Linked DNA regions of Homo sapiens: region 1 is linked to region 2. The links are chromatin loops, found by intact Hi-C in ENCODE. Cell type or tissue: IMR-90. All regions are shown on one strand. Each heading gives the region's core, and the rest is flanking DNA. Links, peaks and the distances in the headings are about the cores only. Region 1 overlaps DMGDH (dimethylglycine dehydrogenase). Region 2 overlaps ARSB (arylsulfatase B).

Evidence for each region. A loop is a pair of places that touch in the nucleus more often than their neighbours do. Peaks named below come from ENCODE experiments on the same cell type or tissue, not always from the same donor. Only the 100,000 strongest peaks of a DNase experiment are listed, where the experiment ranks them.
Region 1: it touches region 2 in a loop (16-fold over the local background); 10 of 110 quality-filtered maps call a loop at or near these places.

The regions. Positions count from the first base shown.
Region 1 is chr5:79,015,680-79,027,170 of GRCh38, forward strand. It overlaps DMGDH (dimethylglycine dehydrogenase), which reads right to left. Exons shown (of 16, transcript NM_013391.3): 13 at 10,745-10,902; 14 at 8,592-8,651. Among named protein-coding and RNA genes, the nearest start is that of ARSB, 36 kb to the left of the region's middle. RefSeq lists an enhancer at 6,024-6,525. In IMR-90, for the core only: a CTCF peak has its summit at 5,516 (motif pointing right); DNase peaks (open chromatin) are centred at 5,252 and 5,532; H3K4me3 peaks cover 324 bases; H3K27ac peaks cover 514 bases.
Region 2 is chr5:78,893,547-78,905,037 of GRCh38, forward strand. All of the region lies in intron 4 of ARSB (arylsulfatase B), which reads right to left. Among named protein-coding and RNA genes, the nearest start is that of ARSB, 86 kb to the right of the region's middle. RefSeq lists a silencer at 6,523-6,612. In IMR-90, for the core only: a CTCF peak has its summit at 6,460 (motif pointing right); DNase peaks (open chromatin) are centred at 2,785 and 6,495; H3K27ac peaks cover 268 bases.

The DNA of each region.
Region 1 (11,491 bases), core at 1,416-9,415, 120 kb after region 2:
AACAGGAAAAATAAACAAAATAATGGCAAGCTCTAAGTGCTGTAAGGAGAATACAGCTGCAAAATTTTTAAAAATTATCCAGTAAAATCCAATGATGTTTTAAAAGGTGACATATCATCACCAAGTGGGTTTTATCCTAAAAACGAAAGGCTGGCATAATGTTAGAAAATTAATAAATGTAATAAACCATATAACAAAGTAAAACAAACAAAATGATTATCTCAGTAGATGTGGAAAATCATTTGCTAAAAATCCAGTATCTATTCCTGATCTTTTTTAAAAATGTTAACACTAGGAATAGAAGCAAATGTCTTCAACTTGATAAAGAACTTCCAGGCAAGAATATAAGGCAAGCCCATCTTGGCCAACATGGTGAAACCCCGTCTCTACTAAAAAAATACAAAAAAAATTAGCTGGGTGTGGTGGTGCATGTCTGTAGTCCCAGCTACTTGGGAGGCTGAGGCAGGAGAATCGCTTGAACCCGGGAGGCAGAAGTTGCAGTGAGCCAAGATCGCGCCACTGCACTCCAGCCTGGAGACAGAGTGAGACTCCATCAAAAAAAAAAAGGAATATAAGGCAAGAAAAAGAAAAAAAAGATATCCAAATTAGAAAAGACAAAGAAAAGCTTTATTTTTATACAACATGATTGTCCATGTGACAATCTGATGGAATCTACAAAAATGCTACTAGAACCACTAAGCAGATTGAGCAAAGTTCCAAAATATAAGATCAACATATAAGACCAATTGTATTTCTATAATTTGGCAATAAACAACTGAAAATTGAAATTAAAAATACCATCTACAACAGTATCAAAACATGAAATACTTAAGGATAAATATGTTAAAAGATATGTAAGACCTGTATACTGAAAACTATAAAAGATTCCTGACAGAAATAAAAGATGACCTGAATAAATGGAGAGATGGAACTTGTTCATGAATTGTAATACTTGAATTGACCTGTAGATAAAATGCAATTCCAATAAAGTCTAGCAGGTTTTTTGGTACACATTGACAAGCTGATTCTAAAATTAATGAAATTCAAAGGACCTAGAATAGCCAAAACAGCTTTAAAAAAGAGAACAAAGTTGCAGGGCTATCACAACCTTATTTGAGCAACAGTAATCAAGACACTGTAGTATTGGCATTTGGAAAGATAAACAGATATACAGAATACAACAGAGTCCAGAAATAGACCTACAAACAAATGGACAAAGATATAAACATACTGACGAAGATATAAAGGCAATGAAATTCAGAATATATAGTCTTTTCAACAAATGGTGCTGAAAGCAATTGGTTATCCAAGTACAAATAAATAAAACTTCAGTCCATACCTCATACCAGATACAAGATCAACTAAAAATGGATCATAGACCTAAATGTAAAAAGTAAAATAATAAAACTTCTAGAAGAAAACATAGCAGAAAATCTTTATGACTTTGGATTAGGCAAAGATTTCCTAGATATGAACCAAAAGCATGATTCATAAAAGAACAATTGATAAGAACTTTAAAATTCAAAAATTAAAAATGGCTCTTTGAAAGACACCATGAGACAAATGAAAAGTCAAGACATCTGAAAAAAATTTGCAAAGCATGTATCTGATAAAGAATACAGAAAGCACTTTAAAAACTCAATTAAAAAAAACAAACCCTAGGTAAGAGATTTAACCAGACATTTCACAAAAAAAGATATAGAAATGGCAGGGAGGCACATCAAAAAATGTCCAACATCATTTGACATTAAGGAAATAAATTAAAACCATCATGAGACATCACTACATATCTCTTAGAATAGCTAAAGTTAAAAAGACTGACCATGAAAAGTATTTGACAAGGATGTAGAGGAGCTGGAACTTCACATACTGCTGGTAGGACTATAATATATAAAATGGCACACAGCTTGGCAAAACGGTTTCTTACAAAGTTACCATACACTTTCATTTTATTCAGTCATTTCACTCCTAGGTATTTACCTAGGGAAAAGAAAGCCTATGTTCATACAAATACTTGTACACAAATGTTCACAGTGTCAGCTGACTGTTGAACAACTCAGGTTTGAACTGCACGGATCCACTTATATGTGCATTTTTTTCAACCAAGCAGATCAAAAAGACAGTATTTGCAGGATGCAAAACCCAACTTTTTCTATAGGCAGTTTCCACAGACAAACTGCCGGACTTCAAGCAAATTTTGGTACCCTTGGGCAGTCATAGAACCAATCCTCCAGGTATACCAAGAGACTACTGGAGTTTTATTTGTAATAGCCCTAAACTGGAAACATCCCAAATATTTATCAATGAGTGAGTACACAAACAAATTGTAGTATATCCATACAATGGAATACTACCTGCTATAAAAGGGAATTATTATTATTTTTTTGAGGCAGAGCCTTGCTCAGTTGCCCTGGCTGGAGTGCAGTGGCACAAACATGACTCACTGCAGCCTTGACCTCCCAGGCTCAAGCAGTCCTCCTTCCTCAGCCTCTCAAGTAGCTAGGACTACAGGCATGTGTCACCATGCCCGGCTAATTTTTTGTGGAGATGGAAGTCTCACTATGTTGCCCAGTCTGGTTTCAAACCTGGGTTGAGGCAACCCTTCCACCTCCACCTCCCAAAGTGCTGGGATTACAGGTATGAGATGCCACTGGGAATGATCTATTAATAAACATAACAACACAAATGACTCTCAAGTTATGCCGAGGGAAAGAATTAACACACAAAAAAAGTATATACTCTATGATTCCATTTTTATAGATTTTGCATTTATTTTAAAAATTGCAAAATAACCTATAGTCTCAGACATAAATTGTTGCCTGGGGGGTAGGTGAGGCTGTGGGGAGGGTGGCGGGTAGGGATCACAAAGGGGCATGGACACCCCGGGGATGAGGGATAGGTTTACTATCTTCACTGCGGTGATGGTTTCACTGCTGTATCATGTACTAAAACTTATCAAATTGCTTACTTTAAATATGTCAATTATTGCATGTTCAAATACACTTAAAATAATAATAAAAATAAAAGCAATCTTAAAAATTATTTCAATTCATTCCTAGACCTGGGTTTCCATGGATATCCAAATTTGAAAGCAGTCAGCTAAACTTCACATTTCAGCTCTTAGGGTAGAAACAAAGTACTGTTTCATAACAGAAATTGGATATATATGAAAATAATGATTCAATGGCTTTAGTTTAATGTATCCTGACAGGTGTTTCAGGAATGGTCAACTACACTTCAGCTAGGTTTTACTTCTTTCCTCTTCCTTTCCTTCTCTTCCCCTCCCCTCCTTTCTCCTCTCCTTCCCCTTATCACTCAGCAATGAAAATGGGTAACAGAATAAGGATAGCTTAATTCAGATGACACAATTATGTGGCTCATAAAGATAACATGGCACCAATGTCTTCAACCACTGTGTTGGAGGCATTCCATAGGATTTTAGACTTGCAAAAGTAGCCTTCTTTTACAGATTAAAAATCTCAGCATGAAAATCAAGTTAAATGGCTTTCCTGGGCCACGCAGTTAGAATTTGGTGACTTAAAAAAAATTCACTTACTACCCAGTTCTAAAAGAAAAAACAAAGATATGGGGCAGAATACGAACCTGTAGCCTAGCTGGAATAGGCTCTAGATCTATTAATTTACATCCTTTCCACCACAGTTCTATAGCACCATCCTCTGACCAATCCACATGTTTTTCTACTTTCCTATGTACTTTCAAGACTGAAGTTGGTATGAAGTTATAAGAACTAAAACAGTGGTTCTCAATATTCACTGCATTAAAAAAAAAAAATCACCTGTGGAGCTTTAAAAAGGAACCATGGACCTTACACCTAGAGAAAATCTAATTGATTTGGGGTAGGTCCATGTACTTAAATAAACTGCATTGAAACTACCTGGAGGGCTTATTAGAATAGATTGTTGGGCCAAGTGCGGTGACTCATGCCTGTAATCCTAGCACTTTGAGAGGCTGAGGCAGGTGGATCACCTGAGGTCAGGAGTTCAAGACCAACCTGGCCAACAAGGTGAAACCTCGTCTCTACTAAAAATACAAAAATCAACTGGGCATGGTGGCGGGTGCTTGTAATACCAGCTACTGGGGAGGCTGAGGCAAGAAAATTGCTTGAACCTGGGAGGCGAAGGTTGTAGTGAGCCAAAATTGCACCACTGCACTCCAGCCTGGGCAATAGGGCAAGACTCCGTCTCAATAAAAATAGTTAGATAGACAGATAGATCGATAGATAGATAGATAGTTGGGCTCCACCCTGGCAGCTTCTGATTTTGGGGGTCTGGGATGGTACTCAACAATTTGAATTTTCTAGCAGGTCCCAGGTGACAGTGATGCTGCTGGTCTGTGGACCACACCTTGAGAACTACTTGAGTAGTTTTTAGTTCTTTCAGTTCAGGTAATTTTTAGTTCTTCAGGATAATATGTTCAGCCAGTTGAAAATCTTTGGTTGAAGACAGTAATTCTCCATCTCTGCAGAATCACCTGGGGAATTAAAAACAACTGATGCCTGAGTCCCTACAAGAGCTTCTTTTTAAATTGATCTTGGGTGTAGCCTGGGCCTTGGGATTTTAAACAGCGAAATATTATTTAAAAGAATCATACCCCAGATGATTCTAATGTCCAGCCAGGGCTAAGTATCACTGAAAATTTTCTGCCTCCTCAATTCTTATTACCATTTACCTCAAATTTCCCAAAGAGAATTGGATGCTTTGACCACTATATTAACAATTTCTTTCTAGCTTGTTGTCTGTGAACAATGGTTTGATTCCACTTGGATTTTTTTGTTTTTAGCACTCTGATGTTTTAATAATAGCTAATATTTACTGAACACCTGGGGTGTGGAAGGCTTGGTACTAAGCGCTTTGCCTCTTTACCAGCTTTTTTGGGTTGTTTTGTTTTTGGTTATCGAACAGTTATGCTTTAAATATTTCTTCCAAAAGAGACCCTGCATTTTCTAGAATCAACATTGTCTTATAACTTATGTTTAATAGAGATTACATTTTATTCTGTTTCTACTAGTTAGAAGCTCTACACGGGGAGAGAGGGGAAGGAGAGAGAAAAAGGGAAAGAGAGGGAGAAGGAGAGAGTGAGAAAAAGAGGGAGAAACATATTATAGAAAACAAATTCTTCTGATGTGCTTCAACACATTACGTTTAATACTTGAGTCTCTGTGAATCTTCGTGGAGGTTCTCCAGAAATGGACAAAAATTCAATATTTCCACCATGAAAATTCCAGGAATGCCTATGACTCCATCCAAAGGCAGCTGATTTTCCTTTTGCTCTTGATTAATGCATTTCTTCCATCTCCAACTAAACAAAGGCTACTGATTTTCCTCCCAAAAGTTACTTCCTTTGGAACATACCAAAAATACCATTGAGAACAATGATATGAGTCGTTTCAGGTGAAGCGTTTTTAGTTAAGAAGATTTTAAAAGTACAGATTCAATTATTTTTACCGCAGCTTTGGTCAAGGCTTCCTGAAGTGGCTCTACGGAGCACTTCCCACAAGATGGCAGTGTTGTATGCGGCTGGAGAGCCCTCCACTTGCGGAAGGGTTATCTTCACAATTACGGCTAAGAACGTATCCCTACAGCTTTAGTTCCTGAAATATTATTTGTTTCCAGGTTCATGAGATCTGAGAGCCATCAGGAGTATATCTTTAACATTTAGATCTATGGGTTAGCAAGGTGTCTAATCAGCGGTACTTAATAAATGTCTACTAGATGAACGGATGAATGAATGATACATGTGTATCAACTTCACATAAGCCAACAGCAGGGGAAGGAGGCTGGAACAACTCCAAGACGGAAGGAAGCAAGGGCCACTGCGCCGTCTCCCTTTGTGATGAAAGAGTTCTTCAGTACTCCATTGTTCTTTTCCCTACTTGCTGACAGGTTTTGACAAGAACACGATTCACCCTAATAAGGCCTGATGGCCCATCTGCTCACCCAGCCATTTTCCTCCTTAAAATGGGCAAAGCAGCTATTCTGATCCTATCATAAAACACAAAATTAGTTACAGCAAAAACATGTGGGGGAAGTGTCTATTAATAAAAGGTAGTCCATACAAACAATATATGTTACCAGAGAGAGAAATTCTTGGGCAGTCTTTCAAGTCTGATAAGCCCACTGTGGAAAAGGACTTTGTGGGGGAAAGTGGTGGGTGGGAAAGCTCCACGATGAGGTCAGAGGGTGGCGTTCGACCTAAGCTAAAGCAGTGGCCTCCCCCAGGTCACTTTCCCTCTCTGTGCTTCAGTTTCCTCTGCTTCAGATGGGGGAGGGGAGTACCAGCTGATCCCCAGGGACCCATCTAGCTCTGATACAGTCAGCTTCTACCTTTTCTTCACATTATGGCTTAAACGATCATAGTGTAAATGCCTAAGGGCCAACCAGAGAATTCTAAATGTTTGCTCTGAAGGGAAAGAAATAACTGATTTCAAACAATTGTAAAATGCCAGGGTTTTTGCTGTGTTTGTTTTGGTATCAAATATAAATATCTCTCTGTATTAGCTGTTGCTTCTGTTCTCCTATAGCATCGATTTTCCGAAGCAATTATAGGCTTACAGTATTTAAAATGTTGTATGAAGCTAGTTTGGGTAACATTTTGGTTTTTAGGCACAGGACTTGAATGGTCAAGTTACAAAGCTTAGTTTGTAATGTTAATAAGGTTTCCAGGCATCCGTTTCACATTATAGACTGCTACAAAACCACCAAAGTTGATCTAATCTATTCACCTGTCTTGGAGATTAGCAAGCATCATTATGAGTAGGTTAATACCAACTAGCCACTTGAATTGACATAATTGAAAAAGACTGGCTCAGTTGGGGGCCAGGTCCTTGGGCTACAAGGACCTTTACCCTATAAAATCATTAGGAATTAACTTTGTGACACTTGAATGAGAAACAACAATTCAGAAATTATAAAAACATGCCAGAAATCAAAATTAGTATCTTCTAAACAACTAACTACGTTCTGAGATGAGCTTTGGTTATTTGGCTGTATAACTTAACTAACAAAGACACAATCCACCCCTGCTAATAATCATAAAAGATATTTGAAAATCCCATTTCAATACGAAGGGATTATTTATCTATGCCTTATCCCCAAACAATAATATCCGAACACTGAAGCAAAAGAATCAGTTATCTATCTACCTACTGGTGACCAATAACAGAAATTTAGCACTTTCAAGAGTTGGGCCATTTTTAACCTTATTTGAAACAGCTAAAGTAAGGCTTCTGCTATCAGAGGGAGCAATCTGCTGCTAGGGTCTGCCCAAATTCCAAGCACCTGCTTTCTCTGGTCTGGAGGCAGATGGTACATCATAAAAATAAAAGCCATGGGGAGAATGTACAGAAAGATATTCCCTTTAAAACCCTTTAGGAGGTTCGTTTTCCTAAAATCTCATACTATAAATACACATGTTTTATTTTAATATTATAGCTCAGAATTTGGGAACTGACACAGGGTCATGAAAAAGGTTTCCTTGGCCTGATTGAGTCATATACATGTATTCACGTATTTCCACAGGATGGGAAATCAGTCTTTAGTTTACAACCATCTAGGGCAGGACATTTTATTTTTGGAGTTCTAACAAATATCCTAAACAGTAGCCGCTGCTGCCCTTATTCTTCAATACTACCACTCACCCCAGCTCTATTAAGTTGTTTTATTATAACTCTTAGGCACTGCTCAATGGAGTAACCTCATTTATATTTGTAAGGCTTGTACAGATGAGCTTGGCTGTAATAAATTGGCCTCATGATATGCTTTTCCACTATAATTATTTAGAGTAATGCTTCTCAAACCTTAGATGCATCAGAATCCCCTGCAGGGGTTGTTAAAACAGATTTGTTGGCCTGACTCCCAGAGATTCTGATTTAGTAGTTCTAGGGTGGGACCTGAGAATTAGCATTTCAAACAAGCTCCCAATGAGGCTGATGCTGTTAGTCTGAAGGCTACATTTTAAGAACCACTGATGTAGGAGTTCCCTTTGGAGTGTCTTATCGGTTATGATTATTTGGGCTTATATTAGCTTCTCAGTTAATACCCATTTTATGCCGAAAACGTTTGAAACGTGTTATTTGCTTATATTCAGATGTTGCAGTTACCCACAAAGATGCTTGATAAGCAGATGGACAGATATGCTGAAGTGAGGCTGCTCCACACTGTGAGTATCCAGAAGGATCAATGAATGCACTATGTTTGATCAGCTAATGTGCAATTTCCCAAGTCACCAGGAGTTACTGCAAAATACACAACATGGCGCACTTCCAACATAAATGTCTACTAGAATCTGACAGATAATCTTCTTATCCTTACTAATTTTTATCTTAGAATTTAGATTTAGCCCTTAAAGATGCTGGATTCTGCTATCTTAAATCTGTAAGCACACTCCAATAGTTTGAACTAAGCAAATGTTGACAAAAGAGTAATATGACACAATTGAGCAATGCTAGTATTTATGTTCACCTTGTTTCTCCTATAATCCATACTTGGTTAAATTTTAAAGAATGGCTCTGTCACAAAATAGCATCATAATGTTAAGATTTACTTCAAGCACACTTTGGAATGTAAACATACCTTATTTAACTTCACAAAATATTCCAGTCCAGCTTCCAAAGGATTTGTATCACAGTTCATCTAAAAAGGAAACACACATTTTAAATCTTAGATGAGTGCAAGTCATTTTGGTAACATCACTTTCATATTTGTTTTTAGGAGAAAGAACCCTTTTTGATTTTTCAACACAGATTCTAAAGAAAGGCAAACTATAGACCGGTTTTGAAAACAATTTTTTAATCCAAAATTCGATGTAGCCTTTCAGCAAAACTGGTCATTTGAATATAACAAATATAGAAACTAAAATTCACTGTGTTTCCACAGCTCTCCCATTTTAATAAACATCTGAGGGAATGTACGTGATGTTTCTTCTAGAAACAAGATTTTCACATGTTTTTCTGCAATAATTTTACATAACTACGTTTTGAAAAGTTATTAAACAATTTACTTATCTTACAATTCACCAAGAATCAGGGTAAGGTGGAGGGAAAGCAGATAGTAGGAAGGTGGCTGATAGAGTTCAGGAGAGGAGAAAGGAATAAGCGGAGTTTGAATCTGTATCTCTTCAAATGTGGCCAAGTCACTGTAATAGCTACCAAGTCAGGGCTAACGCCAATATTTGGTAATAGACCTGAAGTTAATGGTTTTTGTTTCTTTCTTCGTTTTGTTGTTTTCTTCGCAGTGAGAGAACTAGTCTAAACCCCCTACAAGCAGTCAAACTTTTAAAGCAACACAGCACCTGCATAAACTAAATGAAAGTACGCTTGTTTTATATGACGTAAAACGTTGCCTCATATTTCTTAATCAATTTGAGCTATTCTAAAATTATATTTATCTGTTCAAAATTTCAGAATTTCTTCAAAGAAAAAAATAAAAATGAAGCACAGAGGATTGCAGTGCCAACACTAGAGGGCGCTCTGGCACTGCTGGGAAATCGGAGGGACGGGAGAAGGAGAAAAGCTCTCCAGAGGAGGTCGCCGGGAGAGGAAATCTGAGAAAATAAAAGGCAGGAGAATGGAGAAATGTCTGACTCCCAAAGGGCTGCTCCTGCTGCTTCATTCCTCGGAGAGTGTGGGGACCGCGCTGTCCTCCGTTTCTGTCCCTGCGCCTAGCCTCGCCTCAGTCCCCAGTTGTAGCTAGAGAATCCCCTAATAGGGGATCTCTCGTGGAGAGCTTGCCCACTTGCTTCTGCGCACTCTAAATGCCCTTGGGTCTCTGCCTGGGCTTTGAAACACACTCTCCCCTTCAATCAAATGCACTTTATTATGTGCTTGGCACTTCCTAGACTCTCTCTACTATCTATGATAATTCTGTAGCATAAAAAATCCATTTTTTAGAAAAGTAAACAGAAGTTCTGGAGGGTTAAGCCAGATAGCTGGTGCGTGGTGGAGGAAAAATTCAAACCCAAGAGTCCCCGCTCTGAGTTCATCTTTTACCACTATCCCTTATCTTACCTTTCAGGTCTAAAACCTCAGTGTCTTCCAAAGAAACAACTACTGAATCTGAAATAGTGACTGGGTCCAGGGATAGCCTGCCATATTGGAAATAAAGTAGGAGAACAGAGTTTAAACCACAGGCTGGCCACTTACTAGGTAATCTGGACCAAGTGGTTCTCTAAGTCTCAGTGTTATTATGCGTAAAATAGAGGTAATGGAGAGTTGAGAAGGAAAATGAAATCATGCATATGAAAATATGTAAATGGTTAAAGCACTATACAAATAGAAACTCTTAATAACCATTATTAATGGTGGAGGAAGGCTGGACCACCACATTCTGGACCATCAACCCTGCCCCTCAGAAAGGAGTGTTAATTCACCAAAAGGTATAAGATAAGAAGAAAATGAAGACGGGCAAAATGACAGAGGAGGAGAGATTTTGAAAAGTGTTACTCTAATCCCATGAGGCAAGCCGGCTCCCCAAAGTCCAAGACAGTTATCTAGGGCTGTCAGCCAACTAGGATGAATTAAGGCAGAATAAACATATGTCAGAATTCCACTGAACTTTCACTTGAGAAATTAAGGAGAAAAACCTCTTCCCCTAATGAAATAAAGTTATCTAATGATATGTAATTTCTCTTACAGCCAAAACCAATGTTATTGCAGTTCAAACCAGCCCTTATATAAAAATGAGATAAATAAACATAAAATGTTAATAAAGATGCTAGCATTTCAAACCTCTAACCCCCAGGCTCTGAAGGCTTTCTCCAGGCGTAAGGCATTCATGGCATAGGTTCCAAAATTGTCGATTCCCTCCTCCTGGCCTGCATTCATGATAGCGTCATACAGCGCCACAGAATCTTCTCTTCTGTGATACAGCTCCCAACCCAGCTCACCTGAAATAAACCCACAGGTGCCACAGCAGGGCAAGAACAATGATCACTAGATCTAATGTGCATTAGCTAGAACACATATAAGCAGGAGAAATTCCACTTATGCAACACAGACATTGTCAGTCTCTAAAAAGACCAGCTCACAAAAAGTTACAAGACCCCACTGCAAAGAAGCCCACCATATCACAGATGCATTTGTGCCGATCCTGACTCCCATGTAGATGGTGGTATGCAGGACACCTCTTGTCATGACACAGAAAGACTATAATACAGGAATTAATCTCCACCCTGGACCCCAGCTTTCTAATGAGGCTTGACTGTTTTCTGGGACAATGACGTTAGGTGAATAGTTAGCATGGCACAGTTTATCAGGGCAACGAGTTCAAGGTTTAAACCAACCCCTTGCCCAAAAATCACAAGCTTAAAAATATAGTTAACTAAGAATTATTCAAGTTATCCTCATAGTGAGAAAGCCATAGTCTCTGACTTCTCCCCCTCCCACTTCTTCCCTAGTCATTTCCTTCACCAACAGAGCTGTGGGCAAAAATCAAAAGAAATTAAATGTAACCCAAAAAATCCTGCTTATTTTTGT
Region 2 (11,491 bases), core at 1,822-9,821:
TCTGTTGAAAGATTGAAAACGTTTATTCTCTACAAGTTAAAATGGAACTGGAAACTGGAAAACAGTGTCCTAATTTATTACATATTGGCAAGCAACAACTTAACTTTTTCCTGTAATTTAAAACATAAGTATTCACAGATCTTGGAGATCTTTAGATGAAAGTTGTAAGGTAAGCACAAAATGTTGAGGTGCTCTCACTTAGGAGGTATGGGTAATGCAAGGTTTGATCTTCATATTCAGAATCCCCCTGACAAGTAGCACAGAAGACCCATGTTTGATGTATTAAGCGAGTAAAAGTACCAAATATTTGGTCTGTCCTTTTTAACAACTAAAACCCTGTTTGTTTTTCCTATTGTTTAATTTTTAGGAATGTTTGATATTTTTTACTAATGGATTTCCAGGCAAACTAATTTTTTTGGCACTCTTAGGGAGTGTTACAGTTTACTCACACATTATTTGGCTCCCCTTTCAGACCTAAAACCCACTGAACGTGGCCAGATAATTTTGACTAGACAGCTGTTTATCCTTCAGTAATGCCACTAGAGAAGTAATGAATGAGAAAAGTACCACACAAGTGCTGGAGAGTCTGGCAAGTTCAAGGGCAGCAGGAGAAAAGTGAAAATACCATCAACACACAGGAACAAACAGAATTGTGGTTTCAAAAGAACAGGTGTACTAACAACTTGCGTGGTGAGAAAGATGGAAATTTATGTCAATGTGTTTTCAGAGATGGTTAAGCCAGAGAAAGCTAGCACATTCTATCTGGGCAGACATCAACTATTTCAATTTGTCTTTATGATTCCAAGTATATAATACAAGTTAAATGTTCTCAATTTTTATCCTTGGAACAGAAACAACATTTTACTGAATCTCTACTTCTTAAGTAGTAAGATATGCCTTTAAGGTTACTCAGAAAAATCAATGAAACTGAGTGGACAGGCAGTTTCATTTCCTCAGAGTTCTCTGAAGTTTTGCCAGATTCTAAAGGATCTCACTGATGTTTGGGTGTTTAATGCAGAGAGAGGCAAACAAAAGTCACGAGAACACTGATGAGCACAATCCTCCCTGAAGAATAACCGGAGAGTAAAACATTTAATGGCAGAAACAAAAATAACTCAATATATCCAAACATGAAGCAGTTTGTTTAAAGCATTTCAAATATTGAATGCATACTTAATCAATAATAACAAGAACCTCTTCGGATCTGCAGATAACACTTGCTCCAAGGCCAAAGTGAAATAAACTCTGTGAGCCCCCAGAGTCCTGGGCAGCAGCCCCACCTCTGACCAGGGCATGCACAGTGGGAGTGAGGGCAGAATCCAGGTGATTGACACTGGACATCCCAAGCAGGTGAGGAGGCCACTCAGGAGGAAAGAACATGGAAGGCAGCCTGGAGCTCCATGCCTAATGAGAGGCAAATGGCTAACAGGAGGCCTTGCAGCAGGAGACAAAGGGATGAACAGCCAAGGGCCAGGATAAAAAACCAAACCAACCAACCAAACAAACAAACAAACAAATCAAAACAAATGCCCCTGAGTTACCACAATAGGCACCACGAAGTCCATGCAATTAGAGACTAACTCAGGACCTATTCAGTCTCAGACGCAATTCTAGCAATATGTGCGGTGTCTGGTGTCCTAATTTTATAGCAGGCTAGAATCTGCAAGTCAGGAAGATGCATACTGCTGGACATAATCTTTGTAGAAGGAGGAAAGGAGAAGAAAAGTATAAATTGTAAAAGTAGACCACAAACTAAAGTGTCTTTACCTGTTTTTCCAACATTAAATGATCCACACTGACGTATATTGAAGACACCACTGAAAGATGCATACTACAATAAAAAAATTAAAATGATGACCCTACATCATTAAGATAGTGAGAGACTCATGGCATAGTTAAGGATGGTTTAGACCTAGCAAAAAGGTTTATATCCCATATTCCTGTCATTAATCCTATTTATCTACAGCAATACAATGTGCCTGCCTTCTTCACCTGATACCTTGCAAAGGTCACAACGATAAGCACATGAAAACTTTCACTATCCTGGCATAAAGTTAGGCATATAGACTGAAAAGAGAGAAAATTATTACAGGCTAAGCAGTATGCCTCATGTGCCCTGCATCTCCACTGGAATGATGTTTCCAAATATTAAGTAACAGCTTTTCTCATTCCTAGTAATTTTGTCACCCTGTGACCCTCAACCCAGGAAGCAGGCAGGGAGATCCATGTCTGGGCTCCGGAAATGGATAGTCAGCAGGTGGATGAGCTAATAGATTTAGCTTAAGCAATCACTCAGAGCCAGGGGAAGAGAGAGGACTGGAAACGAAGCTAAAGGACATGGCTGTGACCTTAAGCACACATCTTGGGCTCTGCCCCCAGGACTGGATCTAGTGTAGAAGAAATAATGGACGGAGGGATACAAGAGTGGAAAGAACCATGCCTCATCCCCTGGAGGAGCCGGGGGGCAGATGAGAGGATAGCAAGACTCCCTGCGGTTCTTGTGCCCAGTATAGTGTGGCAGCAGCAGATGACAATGGTTGCACAAGGTGATGGAAGGCAGGCTCAGAGGCTTCTCACACCACAGTGTGGAAGGGGTTGCAGCTGAACTGATGAATGTTTTTGATTTGGTGTTGAGAAGAGCACAAATGTGGCACAGAGATGGTCCAAAGAGTCTCCGCAGGCAAGGAGGTCGCAGCATGATCTAGATGGATGATATAAAAAGGCCAGCCAGGAACAGGAATGTTTCTGCAGAGGCTTGTGCAAGGATGACTATGGACCACACACTTCCTTCAGCTCCAACGCACTGGCTCCCTGGAGGGGAGCCAGGATGAGATCATGAATTAACTGAGATGATCTGAATTGACTGGAACCAGGTTTCCTCCACCCAGCAGAATAGGGACCCCAGAGGTACTGCGTTCAGTGACAGGGTAAAAAAGAAGTAAGTTATATTCTTTGCAGATCTAAGTTTGTGCACTGAAATTTGTGATTACTATGCATATGTGTGAGCACTATGGCTGGATGTCCTAGACTTGATGGATATAATAATTGTGTTAGGCTATTTTGTAGGCGAAATAGAAGTTAAATCCATTTTTATTGTTTTGGTTATTTTGAAGCAGTAATATGGACTCATTCCAAGACTTTACATTTTTATGTAATAGCAACTATAATGATAGGAAAAGTACTGAAATCAGAAGAAAGTTTGTTTCTATAACATGCCTCTCAGGCTTTTCAAATCTAACATCCCCACCCTTTTCATAACAAATATTTTGTGATGCTCCTTTGTCCTGAAATGGAATTTATATACAATACTGTAACTATATGTCTAATTAAAAAAAATAACTCTCAGTGTAATACAGAGTAGAAAAAGGCAATTAATAATAAAATAGCATGTATTTCATAGGAAAATGCGCAGGTTCAACCCTAAAAGACATAGCAAAGTGGTTAGATGAGTGCATACAGTTATAGACGAAATAAATTTGGACTTAAGGCCATTCTATAGTAGAAATACAAAAAAAAAGAGAGAGCAGGGATAAATGCTAAAATAAAGATTAGAATATTAATTATATATTAAAACCACGCAAAAAATACTTTGTGTTTATGTGTAAAACATAGAGACTAGACTTAGGTTCTAGTCTCAGAAAATTGTAAACAAGCTTTTAATCTTCATGACTAACCAGCAGGATATTTTGTAAGTTGTACAGGACTTGGGACAATTCCTCACTGTGTGGGGTTATTACGGGCATTGCATCCTGAGCCCCCTACTCACTAACTATCAGTAACACTCAAGTGAATTTCTAAAATACTCTCAGTAAAAACCACTGCCCTATACAATGGCAGGATTGGGACATATGGCCAGAGATAGGTAGTGACCTCTCTTTCAAGAGGCTTCACAGGTTAGCACTCATTACCTTGTGAATTTAACACAGTTTGGGGTCTGGCCTAAACCTCTGTAAGCTTATAAATAATTCTAACAGCATATGGAAAGAGGTTCCACTTTTTAGAAGCAGAATCACTGTAAATGATATATATATAATCACAAAGTCAATTAATTGATTTACAAAGTAAATTTATCACAGTGACTGGCATGTTTATGGCCCATGGGAGTGGCATAAATGTATGGGAAATCAAGTTATAATCAGATCTCCTGGTAAGTAAGGACTCAGATATAATATTTGTATTTTTGTAATATGTGGACTCTCATAATAATTATTTTTCAGATCTAAAATATATTCTATAAATATAAAATATTTATATTTACTATATTCAAAAATGCACTAAAAGCTGCTTTAATGAGAAAATTCACCAATTTTTAAATATTTTTTTCTAGCAACTAAGACTTCAAAAATGATTAATCTAAGTTCATTCAGGAAAAAATAGATAACGTACATGCCCTATACCCATTAAAGACATTGAAATTAGTAATTAAAAACCTCCCCACAGGCCGGGTGCGGTGGCTGACGCCTGTAATCCCAGCACTTTGGGAGGCTGAGGTGGATGGATCACATGAGGCCAGGAGTTCGAGACCAGCCTGGCCAACATGGAGAAACCCCGGCTCTACTAAAAATACAAAAATTAGCCAGGTGTGGTGGCAGGCACCTATAATCCAAGCTACTCAGGAGGCGGAGGCAGGAGAATCGCTTGAACCCGGGAGGCAAAGGTTGCAGTGCCGAGACTGTGCCACTGCACTCCAGCCTGGGCGACAGAGTGAGGCTCTGTCTCAAAACAAAACAAAACAAAACCTTCTCACCAAGAAAATTTCAGGCCCAAATGCCTTCATTGGCAAATTCTACCAAACATTTAAGAAAGGAATAATACTAGTTCTATACAAACTCTTTCAAAAAATAGATAGGAATCCTGTACTTCCCAACTTATTCTATGAGGCCAGCATTACTCTGACACCAAAATGAAACAAAGACATTACAGAAAAAGAAAACCACAATGAACACAGGTGTAAAAATCTTTAACAATATTTAGGAAATCAAATTTAGCTTTATATAAAAAAACATACATTAGTTTTCTATTACCACACACTTAGCAGCTTAAACAATACACACTTATTATTGTACAGTTCTGCAGGCTGTACAATACATTCAGCTGCTGAGGCCTGTACAAGTCTGATGCAGGTCTCACTGGGCTAATGTCAAGGTGTTGAGAGGGCTGCATTCCCTTCTGGAAGTTCCATTTCCTTGCCTTTCTAGCAAATCCATTTCCTTGCCTTTCTAGCTTCTAGAGGCTGTTTTCACTCCTTGGCTCATGTCTTTTGAGCTTCATAGTAGAGTTATGAGTGGATTGCATACCAGCAATACAGTAAGAGAGTATTCTGAGTTTGTCCAGGTACTTAATTTTACCTGTAGGTTTTATACTTTGAAAAGTTTTCTTTTGCACATTAGCGTTTTTTCTTTCAGACTGAAGAACTGCCTTTAGTATTTCTTGCAAGATGGATCTAGTGGTGGTGAATTCTCTCAGCTTTTGTTTGTCTGGGAAAGATTTTATCTCTCCTTTATATTTGAATGATAATTTTGCTGGATACAATATTCTTGGATGGCAGGCTTTTTTTGTCTCTCTTTGAGCAATCTGAAAATGCCATTCCACTCCCTCCTGGCCTGTTTAGTTTCCTTAGAGTAATCCGTTGCCACATGAATTAGAGCTACTTTACGTGTTATTTGCTTCTTTTCTCTGCTGCTTTTAGGATCCTCTCTTTGTCCTTGACCTTTGAGAGTTTCATTTTTCTATGCCTTGGAGTAGTCTTATTTGGGTCAAATCTGTTTGGTGTTCTCTGACCTTTCTGTAGCTGGATATTTCTCTTTCTCAAGTTTTGGAAAGTTTTCAGTTCTTATCCTTTTGAATCAACTTTCTACCCCTTGCTCTCGCTTCACTCTCTCTTGAACACCAACAGCAGTAATTCTTAGATTTGGTCTTTTGAGGTAATTTTTTACATATTGTAGGTGGTCTTTGTTACATTTTATTCTTATTTCTTTTTTCTTCTCTGATTGTGTATTTTCACACAGCTGGTTTTTGAGCTCATAGATTCTTTCCTCTGCTTGGCTCACTCTGCTGCTCAGAGCCTCTTAAGAGTTCTTCAGTTTGGCAAATGTATTTCTCAGTTCTAAGATTTCTGTTTGATTTTTTAAAATTATTTCAATCTCTTTGTTAGATTTCTCTGATAAATTTCTGCTTTTCTGTATTATCTTGGAGATACCTGAGTTTCCTTAAAACTGCTATTTTAAATTATTGGTCAGAAGCTAATAGTCGCCATCTCGTTAGGGTCAGTCATTGGATTTTTGCTTTGTCCTTTGGGGAGACTGTGGTTCCCTGTTTGCTGTTGTTACTTGCGGGTATATGTCTATGTCTTTGCATTGAAGGATTAATTATTGATTCTAGTTTTCTCTGTCCAGCTTGTTTTGTCTTTCATTGAATATATTTGCTTAATCTTTGCAACTAGATTGCTGCCTCCTTTTCGGCTCTAGGTGGCGCTATAAGCCCAGGTTCACTTTGGCTCTAGTAAACGGTTGCAGTGCTGCCTGTCCCAAATGGGGGAGTCACCAAAGGGATTATCCCAGGTATGTTCTACAGGCTCCTAGGCAGGAACCCCTAGTCAGCAGTGTGGGAAGACTGGCTAGGGGTTCCTGCCCATGGGAACCTGTGGAATGTACCTCCTACAGTGTGGTGCTGCTGAATAGCCACTCTGATTTGGTGTCTCATTTGGCTGAGTTACAGAGCAGAGTTTCCAGGGTTGGGGATGGTAGTCTCACCTTCTGACCTTTGTTGCAGCCTGTCCTCAGAGATATTTCTCCCTACAGGCACTCACAATGCTTCCCATGAGTTAAGGCAGGGACAGGACTCCTGCTACGGAACCCAAGAAGGTGAGGAAGCTGGTTGACCACTCAATTTCACTTTTTCCAGTGTAAAAACAGAATTGAGGGAGATTTTCCACATGCTTGGTGCTGAAAGAATGTAGGGGAGGGGACTCGCAGACGTGGAAATCTGATTCTCCAATCATATGCTCAAGGTTTTTCCACTTCTCTGTGGCCCTGGGGGCTGTCTCATCCTCATACTTGAACTCTGGGTTGTTGCTGGTGAAAATCTCAATGCTATATATTTGTTTTTGGTCTTCTATTGAGGGATTGAAGCTGGCTTGCTTCTATACTACCATTTTGAAATCCTGCATTCCTTGATTCATGCCCTCTTCCTTCACCTTCAAAGTCAGCAATGGGCGGGCGCAGTAGCTCACGCCTGTAATCCCAGCACTTTGGGAGGCCTAAGGAGGCAGATCACGAGGTCAGGAGATCGAGACCATCCTGGCTAACACAGTGAAGCCCGTCTCTACTAAAAATACAAAAAAATTAGCTGGGCATGGTAGCGGGCGCCTGTAGTGCCAGCTACTTGGGAGGCTGAGGCAGGAGAATGGTGTGAACCCGGGACCTGGGAGGCAGAGCTTGCAGTGAGCCGAGATCGCGCCACTGCCCTCCAGCCTGGCGACAGAGCAAGACTCCGTCTCAGGAAAAAAAAAAAAAAAAAAAGTCATCAATGATGGTTGAATCCTTTTCATATCATATTACCCGACCTCCTCTTCTGCCTCCCTCTTCCACTTTTAAGGTCACCGATTGCACTGGTCCAACCAGATAATCCAGGACAATCTCCTCATCTTCAGGTCAGTTTATCAGAAACCTTAATTTGGTCTGCAATCTTAATTCCCCTTGTCATATAACATAACATATTCACAGGTTCCAGGCTTTAGGGCATGTTTGGAGGCAGGAGGGAGACGGGGGATTACTCTGCCTACCACAAACATGATGATAAAGTGATATTTATCCCAAGACTGCAATCAATTTTCAAATAGAAGAACAGAGTTAGAAGAATTATACTATCCAATTTCAAGAACTACTATAAAGCTACAGTAATCAAGATTTCATGGAACTGGAATGGAGTGCCTAGTAAAACAACCACATTTAAATGGTCATTTGCTTTTTAGCAAGGGTGCCAAACCAACCAATAGGGAAATAGTTTTTTCAAAAAAAAATAATGCTAGAGTATTCTGATATCTACGTTAAAAAAAACAAACAAAACCTTGACAAACCCTACTTCATAACACACATAAAAATTAAAGATGAATCATATTACAACTCAATAATAAAAGATAACCAAATTAAAATATTGACACAGGATTTAAATAGACATTTCTCTAAAGAAGATACACAAAAATAGATGGTCAATAGATACACAAAAAGATGTCCCACATTAGTCATCCAAGAGGCACAAACTAAAACCATAAGAAGATACCACTTTATACCCAATAGGATTACTATATAACAAAAAAGACAGACAATTGACAAGTGGTGGTAAGGACGTGGAGAAACTGGAACACTCATAAATTGCTGGTGGGAGTGTAACATGATGCAGCTGCTTTGAAAAACAGTGTCTTAGTCTTGTTTTCTGTTGCTGTAACAGAATACCATAGGCTGGTTAATTTATATAGAAAACAAGTTTATTTAGCTCATGGTTCTGGAGGCTGGGAAGTCTAAGAACATGGTGCTGGCACCAGGTGAGGGCCTTCATGTGGTGTCATAACATGACAGAGGGCATCATATGATAAGAGGGCAAGAGCAAGAGAGACTGAGAGAACTCACTTTTATAACAAAGCCACTCTCAATGTAATGAACCCATTCCTGTGACAGTGACATTAATCTATTCATGATGGCAAAACCCTCATTAATCCATTCATGAGGACAGAAGGATTCGGTTTCCAACACATGAACTTTTGGGAGATACCTTCAAACCATGGCAAAGGGTTTAGCAGTTCCTCATAAAGTTAAACATAGATTTACCACATGATCCACCAATTCCACACCTAGGTATATACCCAAGAGAAGTAAAAATATATGTCCACACAAAAATTGGTACCTGAATGGTCATAGCAGCATTATTCATAATAGCCCAAAAAAGTAGGAACAACCCAAATATCCATTAACTGATTAATGGATTTTTTAAAATGTATATTTTCAGCAATGTATAGCAATAAAAGGGATATTATGCATCAGCAAAAAGAAATGAAATACTGATTTATGCTACAAAATGGATGAACATCTAAAACATTATGCCAAATAAAAGAAGCCAGACACAAAAAGCCATATATTGTATGATTCCATTTTTACGAAATGTCTAGCTTAGTAAAATCCATAAGGACAAAACATAGATTATGTGATTGACAGAGGGAGGAAAGGGAGTTGGGAGTAACTGCTAAGGGGTAGAGAATTTCTTGTATGTTTAATTTTTAAAATGTTCTAGAATTAGACAATGGTGATGATTGCACAACTTTGTGAATATACTAAAAACCAGTGAACTGTATACTTTAAAAGGATGAATTTCATGGTATATGAATTATATCTCAATAAAAACAATACTGTATGAGGAAAAAGAAGATAGATCAAAGACCTAAATGCAACAGCTAAAACCATAAAACTTTTATAGAAAAACAGAGAATAGGTCTTAGAATAGGTCAAAAGTTTCTTAAAACCAACAGTTTTGTTTAATATATTTATGTATAAAAATAGATAAGACCCATAATGGTGTACCAGGGAGCAAAATGATGATGTAACTTCAGAGGGGGAATAAGCAGTGGGAGAAAGTACAGCTCTGGTCAGCTGGGGAGATCTCATTGCAAGTAAGCACCCATCCTGGATGTTTTGCCATTTGGATGAGAGGTGCGTTAAAGAAAAAATCCTACATTCAGGAAAAGTCTTCCTAGTGTCACAAGAATGTAAAAAATCTGCTTCATTTAAACAGTCCAAGCCTGCCCACTCCATGTATATTTCAGAACACAAGCAGGGATATATCTCAGCACAAAAGATGTGATTCCTCGAGACAGCATTCTAAATACTTCCCTAATTATCAAAACCCAGAGCTTCCAAGACATGTCAGATTCTTTGTTCTTGTTTTCACCAGTCCATCAAATTTGCTTGGCTTCTTTTATAAAACAGTAGACCTCCTCTGGAGTCAATGTGCTTCTCTTTCTCTTACAGGCCCCTACTTTTATACTGCATTTTTTCAGCGAGGCCTTTTGTGGTAAGCTGACCCTACAAAACATCTGCCTGGCATATGAAACACAAAATTCTTTTTTGGAAAGCTTTCTGTATGTATCAGAGACCATTTCATTGTTTATTCCATTTTTGGCTTCCTGAAAGTTTATGGAATCAAATGGAAAATGACTTCAAAATAGATAAGAGATTACATGAATCTTTTCTATACTTCACATAGTCATGAAGATATATTAACCATATCAGATATGAAATCATGTGCTGGTGATTTCTTTTTAATTTACATACAGTAAAATTCACTTATTTTGGTGTGCATCATTATGGATTTTAACAAATAGAGTCATATAAATACCACCACAATCAGGATAGAACATTCTATCACTGTGATATAACTCCTTTGTACCACCTCTTTGTAGACAAATTGTACACCCAGCCTTAACCCCTGGCAACCACTGATGCTTCTCTGTCGTTAAGGTTTTGCTTTTTCCAGAATGTCATATAAAAAAATCATAGTGTGTGTAATCTTTTCAGTCTGGCTTCCTGCATTCAGCATAATGCATTTGTGATTCATCCATGCTAATGTGTGTATCAACAGTTCATTACACTACTGAGTAGTAGTCCACTGCACAGAAGTACCACATCTGTTTATCTATTTGCTAGTTGAAGGACATTTGGGTTTTTCAGTTTTTAGTAATTATCAATAAAGATGCTATAAATATATGGGTATTGTTTTTTGTGTGAACATGCTTTCATTCAATTTCATTCAATCCCATGAATGAGACTGCTGCTTTCAAGGTATTTTTTTTTTTCATCTTTAGTTTTCAGCAGTTCCATTATGATGCTGGTGTAGTTTTCTTTGAGTTTATCCTGTTTGGATTTCACTGAGCTTCTTGAATTTGTACATGTATCTTGCACCAAATTTGTGAAGTTTTCACACATTATTCCTTTATATATTTTTTCTACACTAATATTTCTGCTCTCTTTCTGGACTCTAATGACATAAATGCTAGACCTTTTGATATTATTCCATAGGTCCCTGCAGCACTGTTTTTCTTCCTTTTTTCTGTGTTTCAGGCTGTATAATTTTCTTTCTTTTCTTTCTTTCTTTTTTTTTTTTTTTTTTTTGAGAGAGGGTCTCACTCTGTTGCCCAGGCTGGAATGCAGTGGCGCTATCTCAGCTCACTGCAACCTCTGCCCTCCTGGGTTCAAGCAATTCTCCTGCCTCAGCCTCCTGAGTAGCTGGGACGACAGGCGTGTGCCACCACACCTGACTAATTTTTGTATTTTTTGGTAGAGATGGGGTTTCATCATGTTGGCCAGGCTGGTCTTGAACTCCTAGCCTTAAGCAATCTGCCCACCTCAGCCTCCCAAAGTGCTGGGATTACAGGCACGAGCCACCACGACCAGCCCAGACTGTATAATTTCTATTGATCTATCTTGAAGTTCACCGACTCTTC